Linked DNA regions of Homo sapiens: region 2 is linked to region 1. The links are chromatin loops, found by intact Hi-C in ENCODE. Cell type or tissue: heart left ventricle. All regions are shown on one strand. Each heading gives the region's core, and the rest is flanking DNA. Links, peaks and the distances in the headings are about the cores only. Region 1 has its middle 24 kb from the start of MIR4290. Region 2 has its middle 120 kb from the start of LINC03062.

What was found. Peaks named below come from ENCODE experiments on the same cell type or tissue, not always from the same donor. Only the 100,000 strongest peaks of a DNase experiment are listed, where the experiment ranks them.
Region 2: it touches region 1 in a loop (4-fold over the local background); 2 of 110 quality-filtered maps call a loop at or near these places.

Annotation. Positions count from the first base shown.
Region 1 is chr9:89,995,579-90,003,908 of GRCh38, reverse strand. No RefSeq gene overlaps it. Among named protein-coding and RNA genes, the nearest start is that of MIR4290, 24 kb to the left of the region's middle. RefSeq lists enhancers at 3,955-4,044, 4,095-4,144, 4,155-4,224, 4,265-4,434. In heart left ventricle, for the core only: a CTCF peak has its summit at 3,683; DNase peaks (open chromatin) are centred at 3,818, 4,308 and 6,269; H3K4me3 peaks cover 926 bases; H3K27ac peaks cover 3,779 bases.
Region 2 is chr9:89,753,774-89,762,103 of GRCh38, reverse strand. No RefSeq gene overlaps it. Among named protein-coding and RNA genes, the nearest start is that of LINC03062, 120 kb to the right of the region's middle. RefSeq lists enhancers at 3,739-4,238, 4,239-4,740. In heart left ventricle, for the core only: no CTCF peak of the experiment used is centred there; a DNase peak (open chromatin) is centred at 5,075.

The DNA of each region.
Region 1 (8,330 bases), core at 180-8,179:
CTTGCAGCAGCACATGCACGGCCTTATCCTGCTGCCTGTGAAATGTCCAGCTAAGCTGCCCTCTCTCCTTCTGACCCTGGTTGTCACTACAACTCAGATGGGGACCCAGCTTCCAGAAAGTTCTTCTGAACCCCTAAATCTTCCCCCTGGGAAAAGACTACATCTAAAAATAGGTAGAATCATCAGTTTTCGATGGGGAGATTATATATCAATTATGCATATTTTTACTTAATTACTTTTGTTTGTTTTCCTGGTTTTCCAAAAGTTCGTGTCCATTTTACATTTGAAAAAGGAGAATATATATTTTGGCATCATCCTTGAATGGCATGAACAATCCCTTGTGAAGAAGCCCCAGCGTCCTCCCATGAGTCCGGACCACCACCAGCACCAAAGACCTTGCCGGAGAATCTGGGCTTCGAGTCAGCTGAAATGTTAAATGGGCCTTTTTGCTATTAAAACTTCCCCCCCGCTTTGACTTAAATATAGTGGTGAGTAGCGCTGGAATGAGGTTTTTGTTCACCAAAAGTTTCTCCCAGAATAGAAACTGCCCCCAGTATTTTTCTTGGGAAGTACATCTATCTGGCAATGGTCACTGTTGACATTTTAAGCTAATGCACTCTGCTATGCAAAGTTAAGCCCAAAAAGCAAAGAGCTGTTTGCCATTTTGTGTTTCTTTTTTTTTTTTTTACCCAAACTCTGCCAGCTGGGGTAAAGACACCCTTACTAGTCAAACGTGCTCAGCACTTGGACTCTTTGCTTGTAAATTCCTGACACTCCAGGCACTGCCCGGGTTGGTTTGGCATCGTGGCCTTCAAGCTGGGGCAAGTGGCCCAAAGCCTTTCTTATCCTTCTCTCTGGCACTTGCGGCCTCCAGCAAAAGAAAAATTAGGACAGTGTTCTTTGCATGAGGATAGAGTTTCACATGCTCTGGTCTCTTCAGAGGGGCACCACTCCACAGATGAAAAACAGCCAGCCAAAAATTAAGCAGCTGGCCCCTCTGTCAATCCAAGTTCTGGGGTCTGGGGCCTAAAACACAGCACCTGTTGCAAGTAAGCAGTTGCAATGGTCCTGCAGCTGTGGGTGCTGTTATGCAGCCATCTCGTAGCAACAACACAGCAGTCGTTGTCAGTCTGACACGTGAGGATGGCATAATAAATGCATTTTGTCACAGCTCCTGCTGCCCCCCAGAAAGAAACCCTGCACAATTTAACAGGATCACTACAAGTCATCATAGAGAAACACTCATTTGACTGGGTCGATTAGCCTCTTGGACACCTTTCTACTAGGTTTCTATGGTTACCATGTTCATTATTTTTGTAGAACAAAACAGCAATTCACAATCTGCAAACCACAATCTCCATCAGATGCTGCAAACCCAACCCCCAACCCTTCCTGCTTTCCTCTGGCATCAGTAACCAGGATGATAGGAAAGTGCCCTGGAATGAAATCACTAAGCATTTAGGCACTTCACATTCTCTGTCCCTGCCGGGGAGAAGCCTGCAAGCACAGAGACAGGCAGGGATCCCAGGATCAAGGGGGCTGGAGAGGGGCAAGGGGTCGATATCACACCCAAATCTTTGGTAATACTTGTATGTTCATCTTGGCTTGGGATCCAGAGTAATTATTTTTTATCCTATCTACCTCTGTTGACATTTTGGCTAGATTGCTTTTCAGATGAAAAAGTTTTATTAAAGAATTGCTTCTGGAAAATAATTTTCAAACCAGTTCTGTGCATGTCGTGATCAAATTCAGGATAACATTGCAAACAGAGACTGTGAATTCCTGAAAAGATTTGGAGTGTGTATTATTATCCGTGTCTCATCTGCCACTTGAATGCAGACGCGGAAAATCTTGGGCAGTGGCCCTTTTGTCAGAAGGAACTAAATGGTACCGCCCTGCTGGAAATGATCCCGGCGGCAGCCCCCAGGCTCACAGCTAATTCAAAACATGAAATGACACCCCAGCATCCAGAATTGCAGGGCCTGTGCTCTGCTGCCTGGGCCCTCCACCAGGTGCCCCTTTCTGTGGCCTCTGCTTTGTCAGAGACATGCTGTGTAGAGCAGGGAACAGGCAGCCTTGACATCCTTACAAAGCACTCTCCTTGGTATTGTTCCTCTTATTTTATTAATACAAACTCTCACGCCTGTAATCCCAGCACTTTGGGAGGCAGAGAAGGGCAGATCACAAAGTCAAGAGATCGAGACCATCCTGGCCAACACGGTAAAACCCTGTCTCTACTAAAAATACAAAAAAAATTAGCTGGGTGTGGTGGCACGTGCCTGTAGTCCCAGCTACTTGGGAGGCTGAGGCAGGAGAATCACTTGAACTCGGGAGGTGGAGGTTGCAGTGAGCCCAGATCACGCCACTGCACTCCAGCCTGGCGACGGAGCAAGACTCCATCTCAAAAAAAAAAAAAAAAAAAAAAAAAAAAAGACACTGAAAGGGCACTGTCTTTTTAATTAAGTTGTTCTCTCTCCCCCGTGTCTTTAGTTCTATACAGAAAAAATGTCATATTTTATTATGCTCTGAAGTCTCTGTTTTAGTTTACTCTGACAAAGCTGTTGCTCAGAGTAAAAGTCAGCAAGTCACCCAGCCATAACACACATTGTCTATACCAGCAGGGCAAAGGTGAAATAATCCAGGGATTGTCCCCAACTCTCTTCTGACATGACGGATGGTTGGCCCAGTACCTGATGGTAACAGGAGCTACGACAAGCAGGAGTACTACAAGATGAAGGGAGATTTGGGACGATGTTTGATCTTTGAAGGTCACCCTTCCTGCGTACGAGGCAGAAGTCAAGCTGACGTCTCTAAGCTCCTCTCCTGGTTTTGAGCAAGCATGTTCCAGGAAGCTGATTTGTTATTTTGGCAAGTGACTGTTTATCATGATGCATTTCGGGGGAGTTGGGGGTCAGGTTTCCTGTTGCAGGGAGTTCTGATAGTTCCTGATATTTACATACATAGGTCTTCAACTATTGATGAAAAATGTAATGTGGGAAGGTGAATTTCAACCCTATGTGGTTGAAACTCAACAAAAAGAATATATAGAGATAAAAAGCTGGGGAGAATGTAGTCTGTATATTACGAGGATTCTTTGAATCCATGCATAGAAATTTGTTGTCTCCATTTTTCTTCCACACAGAACACTTAAAATTCAAAAGTCAGGAGAGGCAACTTTGATGCTGAGAGATGAGCTCTCCATGACATCTCCCTGAAATAGTTCGGATTTATCCTGCAGCCGCAAATCAGAGTCATGCATTACTTCTTTCTGAAAAACAAATTTAAAACCACCCGTCATTCCTCATCATTTGTACAAAAATCCTTATGAAAATGATTAAAGAAGGTAATGGAAGCACAACTCCCGCGTTGGTAAGGACAGAGCAAAGACCTTCCATAAAAGCTAGTTCCCTTCTCCTCCTTTTGAAAACCAAACCAAACAAAAATATCTGGCTGAAACGACAGTGAAACAGCAGAAAATTATTTACCTTCAAAATTGCAGACAAAATAACCCCCCACACACAGTTCAAAGAAATGAACTTGTAAATATTGTGACTTATTAAAACAACAAGGCTATAATTCACTTCACCTCCAGAAAAAAATCAAAACAGCACTTGCTTAACCTCCACAAGAACCCTGAGAAGTTGGCAATGCAAAGGACAGCTCTTTCTGCAGGAGCAGCAGGGAGAGGGAGACTTCGCCTCATGCATGTTTACACAAGGCTTAAAATAGATTTTGAGTGCCTAACGCTGCTCAGCGCCTTAGTGTAACTCCAATGCCAGCCTTCCCAGCAGCCAGTGGACTCCGACCTTGATCCCTGCACCGGTGCCAGGCAAGCCCCAGGAGCATGTGCTACGGAGCCAGTCCACAGAGCTCCCTCCTCAGGGACCCGACACCAGAACTGGACCTTCATCTGGCTGTCCCCAGTCACTCCCAGCGCCTTCTCAGGCATTTTCACTTTCTGGGCAGAAGGAGAGGTGGGCTGTCTCTTCAGTCTCAATACCCAGCTGTCCCAGCCAGGCATGGAAAGTGAAAGCTTGCTGCTGAGAACCACCCCGACTTACAGGAAGGAGCCCTGAGGTTTCTGTGACCCCAGGCCCTTGACTGGAAAGTGGCTACTGAGGCTGAGTGTCTCCTAGCCCTGCCCTGGTGTGTGCCTCCCTGGGGCAGAGGGCACATCTCAGTCATGCCCCTCTCCTCGGGAGGGGGAAGGCCCCACATGGCCCAGAGGTACTGGGGGACCAGCTCAAGCTCCTTTTGCCACAACACTTTTCACCAGAAAACTCTAAGCCTGCAGGGGCTGCCCCTCAGCCAGCTCCTGTGCACAGGTCAGGAAATCAGAGCCGCTGTCAGGCAGGGCAGGCCTCAAGTCCGTGAGCATTTGCCAGGTCAGAGCCTTCTCAGAGCTGTGGCCTGCTACACCCTACCTGCTAAACCTGCATGGAACCCTGGGCTGATCCCCCTAGGTCCATTTAAAACCTGGAGCTCTACTACCAGTTCTAGCCCAGGCAGCGCCTGCCAGCCATCGCAGAACAGCTCAGCACAGCCTGGCAAGGCCAGCAAGCCACTGGGCAAACCGGTTATCTCAGCAGGGCCCAGCAACAAAACTTTCTGCCAACTCAGGTGAAAGAGAGTGAGTACATGTCTGTAATGTCTCTGTGTATGTGTGTGTACATACAACACACACATACAGACATATATATACATATATATTGAGGTATATCTGCACATATATATGAAAGTATATATTTAACAGTAAATGTCCCACAAGTACAGGAAGCTGCATAAAGCAAACATGAAGTTTAATGAAGTCCTATAAGGCAAAAATGCTTGTAACCCCCAGCACCCACTCTAGAGCCTTCCCACCCCCCTACAGAACCCCACTCCCAAATCTCTCCTCCCTCCTGGGGCACAGCTGGGCTGAGTCTTATGGCCATTAGTTCTCTAGTTTTCTTTGTCATTTTATTACCCAAGTGAGATTCATCCTCCATGGAGCATAGTGTTGCCTTTTATCTTTGGCTATGCCTGATAAGTCAGCAAGTGCCCACGCCTGAGGTAGACATGGATATACATATATGCATGTGTGCATATGCATGAGTATGAAAGCAGATGCTGTAACATGCTTAGAACAGAATCCACACTCCTCTCCCGTTCAGGCTAGTGCCCTGCTATTTGGAACGCCATTTATTGGATAAACAACAGACAAGTATAAATTAATACCATACTTTAAAAAAAAAAACTGCATGTGGTGCCTCAAGCCTGAGCCATTAGAACAATTCCCCGAGTATGAGTGTGAAGCTACTCCCAGAGCCAGGAGGCCTCCATGTGTATCTCCACCACTCCCTCTGCAGCCCCATGGGTGGTGAGCCTGGGGACCCCAGTGAAACCATCTCCAGCTCCTACCAGATTTCCAGCTTCTTGAGGAAGGAGGCCGGCAGGGCTCAGTACATTGGCCACAGAACGCAGCCGGAGAAGGAATCCAGGGTGGTCTAGGCCAACCCGTACCCCCTTGATGGGGTCGATTGCCAAATGTCTGTGAATTTCGGGACCAGTTGTTACACACAGCCATTATTAAAAATTAAAATGAATAGATTTGCAATAAAATAAATTATATTAAAATTCAAGATAATAACCCCCACATTGTGTTATTATCAGTGTTCTCTAGGCTGCGTGTCTGTTTATCTGTCTGGTGATATATGTACGTCATCGTACTTAAGGTAGTGGCTCTGCACACCCTTTCCAACTCTGTTTTTGGTGACATGGCATTAGCTTTCCATTGGCTGTCATGGGAGGATTTATACCACAGACAATGACAAATATTACAAACCAGGTGTCCCATACATAAACACAATATACATCCATCCATATGCATATACCAAGCACACATATACTTACATGCCACACTTATATGCATGCACCACACAACACACACACACCACACTACACACAATACACTGTTGGTTCCTCCCCCAAATCCTCTAAGATTAAGAACTGGAAGCCAAGCATCTTTTAAGGCGGCCTTCCCAACCTGAGACCTTGGGTGGCCTCCCAGGTCTGAGAGAAGTTGGGATGTCTCATCCCCACCACAGGGAGGTGGCTCTGGGCAGGGCCAGAACCTGATGCGGGGCTAGTGGAGGCTGCAATGTGGTCAGGGATGGCCTGAGAGGGCTCAAGGCCCTCTGAGCAGAGCCCTGCTCACACCCAGGGTCCTTCAGTCAGGCAACAGTAGCCCAAGGTTTTCTTGGGCGATCTATGTCCCTGGCAGCATCTGCCCCCTTGGAATTGCAGGTGGTCTGCAGCACCTCCACACCTGGAACCCCACGAGGAGCCTTGCCTCTGCCTTCACAGCCTGTTTTTTGAGGACAACAAGGGGGCTCTGCCTGGTGCTGGGGATAGATCAGGAAAATGCCCCTGTTCATCCATCTACCTCCTGATCTCTTTTCATCCCAGACTGGCACACAGCTCCTGGAACCCTGGGAGTTTGCTGTTTTCTGTGTGCTAATGAGATGGTGGGTGGCTGAACTCTAGACAGTTTCAGGATGGCGGCTAGTGGCCAAAAAGACCAACCATGATGCCACTTCATCCCCAACCCAGAGAGGGGGGGAGCAGCTGGAGACTGAGTCAGTCACTAATGGCTAATGATGTATCAATCACACCTACATCATGGAACCTCCACAAAATCCCCAAACAAAGGGGTTTGGGGAGCTTCCAGGGTGGTAGAAGCATCCACATGAAGTGGGGAGCTGTGCACTGAGAGGACAGGGAAACTCCACACTTGTTTCCCCAATACCTTCTCCTATGCTTCTCTTGCATTTGGCCACTCCTGAGTTTATCTTTCATAACAAAACCATAATTGTAAGTAGAGTGCTGCCCTGCATTCTGTGACTCATTCTAGCAAGGGATTAAGCCTGGGAGAAGGTCATAGGAGCCCCTGATTTCACAGCCGGATGACCCTTGGGCCTTGTGGCTGGTGTCTGCTGTGGGGCAGAGTCATAGGACAGAGCCCTTCACCTCCAGTGTTCATGGCATGAACTTGTTGGACACCCAGGTGGCGCCGGATAACTGGAGAACTGAGAATTGAGAATTGCCACTTGCAATGACACCAGACAAGTGCAAAGTCAGACAAAGTCCTGTGTCCTCTCTAAGAAGGCCAATGCCCCTAGTTATTCTTTAAGCCTGAATCCAAGGGTCTCTACTATGTCTCCTTCTTGGCTGTGGAAGACAGCCCCCTCCACCCTCCCATCCCACTCCCCGGCAGTCCCCAGAACATTTCCATGGCATTTATCACTACAGAGAGGTTTGGATAGGTCTAGGAAGTTAAGACCTCCATAGGCCAGGTGGACCTGGGCTCACCCATCCTTTTCCTGCCACCTGTGCCCCACCCACATCTCCAGAGCCCAGACCCCAGGTCTGGAGCCTCTTCTCACAAATACACCATGCCCAGCCGTCACACCTGGGACCCCATGATGCTGTATGTTTCCTGCTGTGTCTCCCAGCAGACTCTGCTCCACCACTGCCACCTGGGCAATTCGCAGCAAGTGCATCCAGACCACAGGCATTGGCAGCAGGGAGTCAGGCCCGGGGCAGAGACAAGAGCCAAATCCTGATGTTGACATGCAAAGGATGCCACACCTCCAGGGACATCCAACAGGCAGCCAGTTCCAGCCAGTTCCAGCCAGTTCCAGGGGATGAAAATACAGAGATCCTTTACCCGCCTCCACCCCCTCTCCAAGCAAAATTGCCCAGTGCTCCTTTGAAGACTCCGAGGTTGCATCTAAAATGCTTCTGGAAATTACTGTTTGAGGTGTCACCCACCTCCCACATCCAGCCCCTCACAGGCACCTCAGTTGTGCAAGAAGGAGGAAGAGCTGGGGGAAAGATTAAATAGAAGGTGTTGGCGGGAGTAGGGGGAAGATGAAATGACAGGAAGATAAACACGGGGTCCTACACCAATGAGACCCAGGGTTGGGGCTGGGTGACCACAGCCAGCCACTTGATGTCTCCAGCTCTCTTTAAAATAGAGACGGAGTGAAATCTTTCTTGTTGTGGCAACAAAGTGAGGGAGGCACGAAGAACCTCTGTGAATGTGATGAGCCCACTGAGGAGAGGCGAGACCACCAGGGCAGGCGGGGCTGTCCTCACCAGCTGGCCCCCTTGGGCCCAACACCCCCCTGCCTGCCCTTCGGCCCCTGCCTGAGGGAAAGAGGAGACCCCAAGAGCAGCCAAAGACACTGAAAATGAAACACAGAACAAAAACATCAAGACCAAAGCAGAATGGAGCAGTAGTGTGTGAGTCTACGGGGCCATCCTGAAGGGTGAGGCGGTCACTGACA
Region 2 (8,330 bases), core at 131-8,130, 240 kb after region 1:
TGGCATTCAATAGGCACTCAGTGTTTGTTGAGTGAATGAATGGGCCTAAGACCTTATTGGTGCATGTTGAGAGTGGATAAAAACAAAGACAAATCGGCCTCCCTGGTTAGAAATGGATTTTTAGCACCAAGTAAAGGCCTGGGCATTGGCCCTTGTCATACGGGCAAGCTGTCATAAGACTTTAAGAAATAGAGGATTGTCATCTGAGCTTCTGGGAGCAGTAGAAAGAAGAAATACAGCCTCATGTCCAAATATCTCAACAGCCTCTTGATCTACATCTAGAATGGAGAGGTAAGGGGCAGGGATGGGGTCAACCAGTATGGAAACTGCCTTCTGCCATTTCAAAAATTCAAACTTCATTCCTCTGATAAGCCTCAAAACACCCTTCCTAAATACAAACATGTACTGATTTTGGTCAAAGGCACTGACAAGTTGCCCAATCTGAAGGCTCAGTGCTCTGTCCTTTATGGGACAATGATGAAGGGCAAAAGGGACAGGAACAAAAATGCCTCCACAAAGCAGGCATACTCTTTACATAAGACTGCCTTGTCCTGGCCGGGCATGGTGGCTTACTCCTATAATCCCAGCACTTTGGGAGGCTGAGGCGGGTGGATCCCCTGAGGTCAGGAGTTTGAGACCAGCTTGACCAACATGGAGAAACCCCGTCTCTACTAAAAATACAAAATTAGCCGGGCGTGGTGGTGCATGCCTGTAATCCCAGCTACTCGGGAAGCTGAGGCAGGAGAATCGCTTGAACCCAGGAGGCAGAGATTGCGGTGAGCCAAGACCTGCGCCATTGCACTCCAGCCTGGGCGACAAGAGCCAAACTCCATCTCAAAAAAAAAAAAAAAAAAAAAAAAAGACTGCCTTGTCCATGAAATCGATATTTTCTTCATATAAGACTTATTTAAAGAACTGTTCGTGGTCAATTTATAAAAATTAGAAAGGAAAAAGTTCGTGAAATGTATGCAGACCACCCCTGCTCGATAAGACCATGGATGTGTGATCCTGAGCTTGTCTTCCCCGCACCTTCGAATTCTCAGCTATGTTAGAAAGTAGGAGGGTTTAGAACAAAAATAAAAACATTCGTATCGAGTTATCATGATGACAGACTGAGATAAATGTGCAATACGTGGTCATTTATGAAGAGTTATGCATATATTTGTAACAGGTCTCAGCTGAAACCAAACTGGGATTTCCACTCTGGCCGATGAAGGAAGGAGTGAGCGGGTGTCCCTGAGTAGGGTTTGGTTTTGTTTATTGCCTGGCGGAAAGGAGAAGGGATTTTGTAGCAAGTACCTGGAGGAGAGAGATGTCAAAAAGAGGCTACAGCTCCCGACTTCTGCAGGGAGGATGAGCAGGGCTCCAGAGCAACAGCAACAGCAACATTCTCCATGAAAATGTCTGGCAGCTCTGGGGACCAGGTAACAAAACAGACAAGTGTAGTGGAAAAGGCACTCCCCATACCCTCCATTTCAGCCAGAATTTCTACATTAGGTCAGAGGCAAGCAGGGGATCCTGGGACCTGAAAGGTCTGCTGCTTAGGGACACCAGGGCAGGAGCAGGAATGGGGCCTATGGACACCCGCGGGTGGGAATGCTGATGGAGGTGAGGCTGGCAGGAGACAGGCCAGGTGCACCCCTAAAGCGCAGTGAGACAGCATCCGACGAAGCTGCAGAACTGGGAGTTTCATGTTATTTTTGTTTTGTAAGCATAGAGAAAGCTGCTTTGGGGAAGAAACAAAACACTCCTTAACCTGAATCCTGGCTAATCCAAAATCAATACATGTTGCACTATTACCCAACTCCAGATGACCCAGCAGCCTCAGAGCCTTGTTGTTACTGCCTCAGTGATAAAAGTGACCAGTAAAGCATGGTCATCATTACCTTGTCAATAGTACCCCCTCCCAATCCACTGCCCCAAGTCATTCAGGCATGTGCTCCCCACTCTCGAACCCATGACAGACCCCCATGGTGAGCTTCCCCAACCTCAGACGCCACTGCTCCCAGAGACTTGCTCGGCCATCTCCAGCTGGAGAGCCATTTCTCCAGAAATATGTTGGCTCTTTGAATTCATCATGAAACAGCTGGATATCTATATAGCCTCGTGCATTCAGGCATAGATAAGACTTTATTTCCTGAGGGACTCTATGGCAATGGAACTACTTATGATTCTCTGTCAATGGTTGTCCACCACTGTTCTGCTATGTCCGTCCTGTCTGTCATTTCAGCGACCGGCTCCTGGAGCAATGGTAATCTGAGACACAGCTCCTGGTCCCTCTTCCAGCGTCATCATAGCCTGGGGGCGCAGGAAGGATAAATAATAATTACAGCGCCACTGTGTCAACAGGACGGTATTTTGTCTTGCTTGGTTTGTGTTTTGCTCATTCGCTGCTAAACCATCATTGGTTACTTGGGTACACGAGGGAATGGAGGAACTGTTGAACAGGAAAACAACAGGAACTGTCACTCAAGCAAAGCCCTCTGTGCTGCTACCCAAGGGAAGGCTTTGAGGGTAGAGAATCAAGAGTTGGATTTTTAACTAATGGCAGACATCAGCCCCAAACGAAAACTGACCAGGATCTTGCAAAGAGTGTGCATGATCTTAGGACAGATTTCAAGGCCAATGAGTTACAGAAAAGATCTTGAGGCCACAAAGCATCCCAAAGGGTCCTTTGTACTTCTGGGTAACAGGTATGAATATCTTCCAAATGAAATAAAATCCTGTAGATTTGCGATAGCTAATAAATGAATATTTCTAACATTTCTCAGTATTTTCCATTGATTATGAAGCAAAATAGCTTATTTGCAATTATTAACATTTTATTGATTCAAAAAAATGTTTTTGTGCTACTATTGCACTTTATTCTGCCCATATTTTTTATTATCTACCATGCTGGATAAATTACTGATTTTCAGTTAATAAAAACTTCCCTAGACCTTCTGTAAAGCATAAAAGAATCTCTGATTCCTAAATGCTGTCGGTATCAAAGCAGCCAGAACTCATCCTCCCTGGGAGACGTGGTGACGACAGAAGACGCTTCGGTTTCTGCCCTTGCCCTCATGGCCTGATGAGAATTTGCTTCCATTCTTAGTAACCTGTTGGGTCTGCACAACCCATGCCTGCTGCTCTTCCTCATCCCCGCAAGCCTTTCCTCAGATCTGACACAGACTTCCTGAGCTAAACCCTCTCCCAGGAAAGGGCCCTATCTCCTCTTCCCCTTCCCTGGTCATATGGAGACCTGAAGTCCTAGACTTCCAATGAGAGTAGTCCTGACTTGATGCAATATTATTTTTTCACTAAAAATGAGTTTTAGCCGGGCGTGGTGGTGGCTCATTCCTGTAATCCCAGCACTTTGGGAGGCTGAGGTGGGCAGATCACCTGAGTTCGGGAGTTTGAGACCAGCCTGACCAACATGGAGAAACCCCGTCTCTACTAAAAATATAAAATTAGCCGGGCGTGGTGGTGCATGCCTGTAATCTCAGCTACTCGGGAGGCTGAGACAGGAGAATCACTTGAACCTGGGAGGCAGAGATTGCAGTGAGCCAAGATGGCGCCATTGCACTCCAGCCTGGGCAACAAGAGTGAAACTCGGCCTCAGAAAAAAAAAAAAAATGAGTTTTCATCCTATTTTTTGAAAGCTGCACTAGGGACATTGCATATAAGAAAGAGCTCCATTGTGAAAATGTCCTATCACCTCGTAACCTTGGCAAGCCCACACTCCTACAGTCCTTCCTGTGGAAACGCAGGGGACACGGCACAGAGCCCTGGCTGGCTGCTCAGCTCAAGTGTCCCAGCCCAACCCCACCACACAGCAACTCTGCCAGCCACTCCCCAGGAAGCTCTCCAGGTATGACTGTTGCTGTGCAGCACCACTTGGGAGAAAATACCTTACATGTATAACCAAGTGAGAATTAATTTTAGAATTATTTAAGAATGTTTACATTGGAAACAGTTGTCTCTTGACCTAGGAACTGGAAAATGAGGCTGTTGTTGTCAGGGCCCATACCCCTCCATAGGCAGTGTCACCAGCAAGGGTGTGGACGCATCCTGCTCACTAGATCATCAGCCACCTATGGCCGAGAGGCGGGTCTAACCTTCCCCACGTGTGGCCAGGATGATGTCACGTGTCCCTCCAGCCCTGGAGACCACATTTCCCAGCCTCGTGGGTGGCTGGGGTGGGGAGGGGGTCCTGAGAAAGCTCTGGGAAATTGATTGTGAGCAGAAGTGACGCGCATCTTACTCAGGCTTGGCCCTGAAGCCTCCCATGGGATCCTCCATGCTGTTTTTCTCCTCATTCACCTCCTGGATTCACAGAATCCAACTGAGAAACCCAGGGCCCAGGAGGATGGCAGGGCCACGTGATGGAAGGGCCGTGGATCTCTGAGTGATGGTGTAGGGTGCAGCACCCCACCTTGACCTACAGCCAGCCCTCATGGATGGGGATGCCAGAAAGAAAGAGCTTTGGGGCTGCGGGTGGAAGCCGATTCCCTGGACCAATACATCACAGCATCTGCCAAGCCCCTGCCAGGGACTCCAAAAACCTGTGTTGAATGGACAAAATCACCAAGTGAGTAGAACACGAAAAGATTTCCTGACAAAAGAGTTGAGAACGAAATGGCCCTGTGCCCAGATGTGGGTCCATAGGGCAAATGACCCCACTTAAGGTGTCAGGTATCCAGCTCAGTTCCTGAAGCTGGATTGGTGACCAGGGCACCCAGCTGCAGTCCCAGCAGGACCTGCTTCCACTAATCCCAGGCACAAGAGACCTGGGGGACATTCTCAACCTTAAGGAAGCAGTGAAGCGGCCTGGAACCATGTGCCTAGTTCTGTGCTCACTCTACCCCACCCGACCAGGGTGAGACGCACACAGGAAGGCACAGACTGACCTGTGGTCTTGTAAGAGCCAACCATAGGCTCTTTCCTCAGGGAACAGGGCCCAGCGAGGGGGTGGCACTAAGCTTGCTCTAGTTGGCAAAACTCCACCAACCTCCAACACACGCTGTCCTCGCCTCACCTCCAGCCCAGTCAGCATAACCTTTAGACCACAAACTTTGTCAAAGGTTACACACACAGCACACAGGCCTGGCTTGCCAGGGAGGGACAGGCAGCAAGCCAGTGGCTTTTGCCAGCAGTCCCAGCCAAACCTTTGTGACAGGACACTGTAGAAGGTGACTCCTGGGACAGAATAGATAGTGTGGTAAGGGTACAAGTGAATTGATGCATTCAAGGGCTGTTTCGAGTCCTGGGGGTGCAGAGATGGAGAGACTCCCTGAGGAGTTTGCAGCTGAGAGGGAAAACCTCACCAACAGACCACTGCAACTGGCACAAGCGAGCACCGCCAGGCATGCATGTGCCCTGTGACATCAGAGCACAGAGGAAAGAATACGCAAAAGGTGGTCAGGGGAGGCTTCTGGAGAAGGTGTGGTTTGCATTGTGGGTGCCCTGCTAGCCTGACCTTGGGTCTCTGTTTTCCCACAGAGCTGCAGGCCCTACTGCAATGCCGGGCTCTGCCTGAGGATGCTCCCTGCACACTCCACTCAGCCTCTCCGGGTGGGTTCGGGAACTGATTGAGAGCCTGCCTGGGCAACAAAGCTGGTGATGGGAGGCACTGCAGAAGTCAGAGGGTAATCTCCCCAGCTTCTTAGCCTCCAGAGAAGACAACACCAAAGCCAGTTCTGCGCTTGCCCTTGAGGTCTCCAGGGACTGTGCCCCAGTGTCCAGTGGTGACAGCTCATCACATATAGCATGCACGTCCTACACTTGCCAGCACTTCCTGGAATAACTTCAAGAAGAAACCTTTGGAATCAGAGGAAACCCTTGGAGTCAAAGGAAAACCTTGGAATCGAACTTGTTGCAGGAACACAGATGACGGAGGAGGGAACACCCAGAAGAGAGTGAGAGTGTCAGAGGTTGGGGACCCGGCGCACACAGTCCTCGCATATGAAACAGCATCTGGTATATGAGAAACAGCTCAGGGCTTCTCCGCAGCCAGGGCTGTGTGGCTGAGAAGTAGGCAAGGGGCATGTCACAAAGAGGCTGGTGTGCACACTGCCATTTCACCCATGTGTATTACGAAAGCATCCATCCAAAGATGTGTGCAAGGAGGCACATAGCAGCTTTGTTACTCACTATTGCCAGCTGGAAAGCATCCAGGCATCCATCAACAGCGCAGCACTACCTCTGTATGCTGGAACACTCCTCAGCAATTAAAAGGAGCCAACTGCAGATGCATGTAATCGGCCACACAGATGAATCAATAAACCGGAAGCGTGTATACTCTACGATTCCGTTTATACGAATTTCCAGAAAAGGCAAAGCTAAGCTATGTTGACAAAATGCTGCCAGTGTTATCTTTGGGGAGTTGAAGGTGGGGATTGGCTGGGAAGGGGCAGAAGGGAACTTTCTAGGGCAATGGTGATGCCCTATATCTCTATAGAATTTGGATTATGGAAGCGGATGCATTTGCCTAAATACATCAGATTGTTCTGTTAATATATGTTCATGTCTTTGAATGAAAATCTGACCCCTTCCCCCCAAAAAACAACTGCTAACAAATACTGAAATCTAGTCAATAACATTCATGCTAAAGTGTTAGGGTGGCATGTACTGATGTCTGAAACTTCCATGCAATGCATTAAAAAAATGAGATGGACATGGTGATAGGGCAGAGAGATGGAGACATGTGGTAGAGCAAAGATAGTAAAAGGTTAATCATGGGATCCAGTTGTCAGGAGGATGTCCACCTACACTGTGAACACAATTCTTCACTGTACAATTATGTCAGCTTTTCTGCATGTTGTAAAGTGTTTATAATAAAATGTTAACAGAATAAAGGAACTAAGGTGCCATGCCAACATCAAGACTGACACACATTGCAGCAGAGGTATGGGGGCTCCTAAGGGTGGGTGACACCATCACACTGATGTTGAGAAGGGCTAGGGAGGAACCAGGTTGGTGTCATGCAAAATGGTTGTGAACACAACAGTTAGCAAGCTGTCTTGTGCTTCACTGAGGAGGAGCATCAGTGAGATAGGTGTGGCATCTGGAGACTCCCAAAATGCAGGGGTGCCAGGACCCAGGGGCAAGAAGTCAGGGTGACACCTGGTTCCTGGCTTGAGTTGCTCGTGGATGTGGCCTAGATCCTGAGCTTTAGAAGAGACAGCTCTGGGCATCTACAGGACAGGGTGGCCTGCCCCTGGGCCTTCAGCCTCTGTTAGTGACTGTCCACTGGAAGCACTTAAATACTCCGAACTTCAGAACTTAAATACCCAACACTCAGAGCCAAGCATGTGTCTTTTCCCTGACAGTCCCAGGAACGGCCTGGTGAGAAGGAGGTGGGGAGAGGGAGAACTGGTTGCCTGCCTGTTGTACTGAGCTTGCCTTGCCCAGAGCTCCTCTGCAATGCCCTTGCCCTCCCACCAGCAGCACCCACTTTTCCTACACATCAGCTTCAACTGAGGACGCTTGCAAGTCTTATGTCCACCCTCTGTGCTCTTCTTTCCTGTGGGTGGGGATTCCCTGAGGATGGGATGCTGCTCATCCTCAGTTGGGCCTGCATTACTTCAGGGGAGTCAGGCAGGCCACCAGCCATGGCTCATTCCAATGGGAGAACCTGGCCACCTACCCAAAGGTGCACACACTAGCAGGCGGGCAGGCTGGAATCCAAGGCCAGTGTAGGTGGACTCTAGAACTTGGACTTTTTCTGCTACTTCCATGTGATGGCAAGCAGTGGGAGGAAGAGGAAATATACAGCAATTTATTATTTGCAAATGAGAACTTCCCCAGGATACTGAAGCCCAGGACAAGGGTGTGGTTTCAGATGCTCTGGGCATTTTGTCATCTGTGTGATTTTTCCCTTTCACTGGCAAAGGTGAGAATGTGTAAATCAATTATATAATGCAAAAAAGAGTTACCAAGCAAGTATTCACTGGGAGAACAAGACCCATTTAAAAAACAATGGGTTCGCATACTGGCATGATTTTCCAAAGTGGTATATTCAATTCTTTTAAAATAAATGTTTTTCCAGTTCTCCGTATGGAGGGCACCAGCTGCCCACGACCACAGTGACTTCCCAAGTATACTCTGGTGAAATGTCTGCTGGACTCTGCTGTCCCAGTTGACCCACACTGGAGCCTCAGCCCTGGCCAGCTGAACGAATGTGCTGGAAGGAGCCATCAGACTCACCCACAGAACAGCTTGAACCTAGAGACTACATGTAGCAGGGGTTATGGAAATCCCCAGCTTAAACAAAAGAAACTGAACACAGTGACCTACTCCAGGGCCCTGCAGAGGGACCACAGGCTGTGTCTGAAGAAGGATATGCCTGA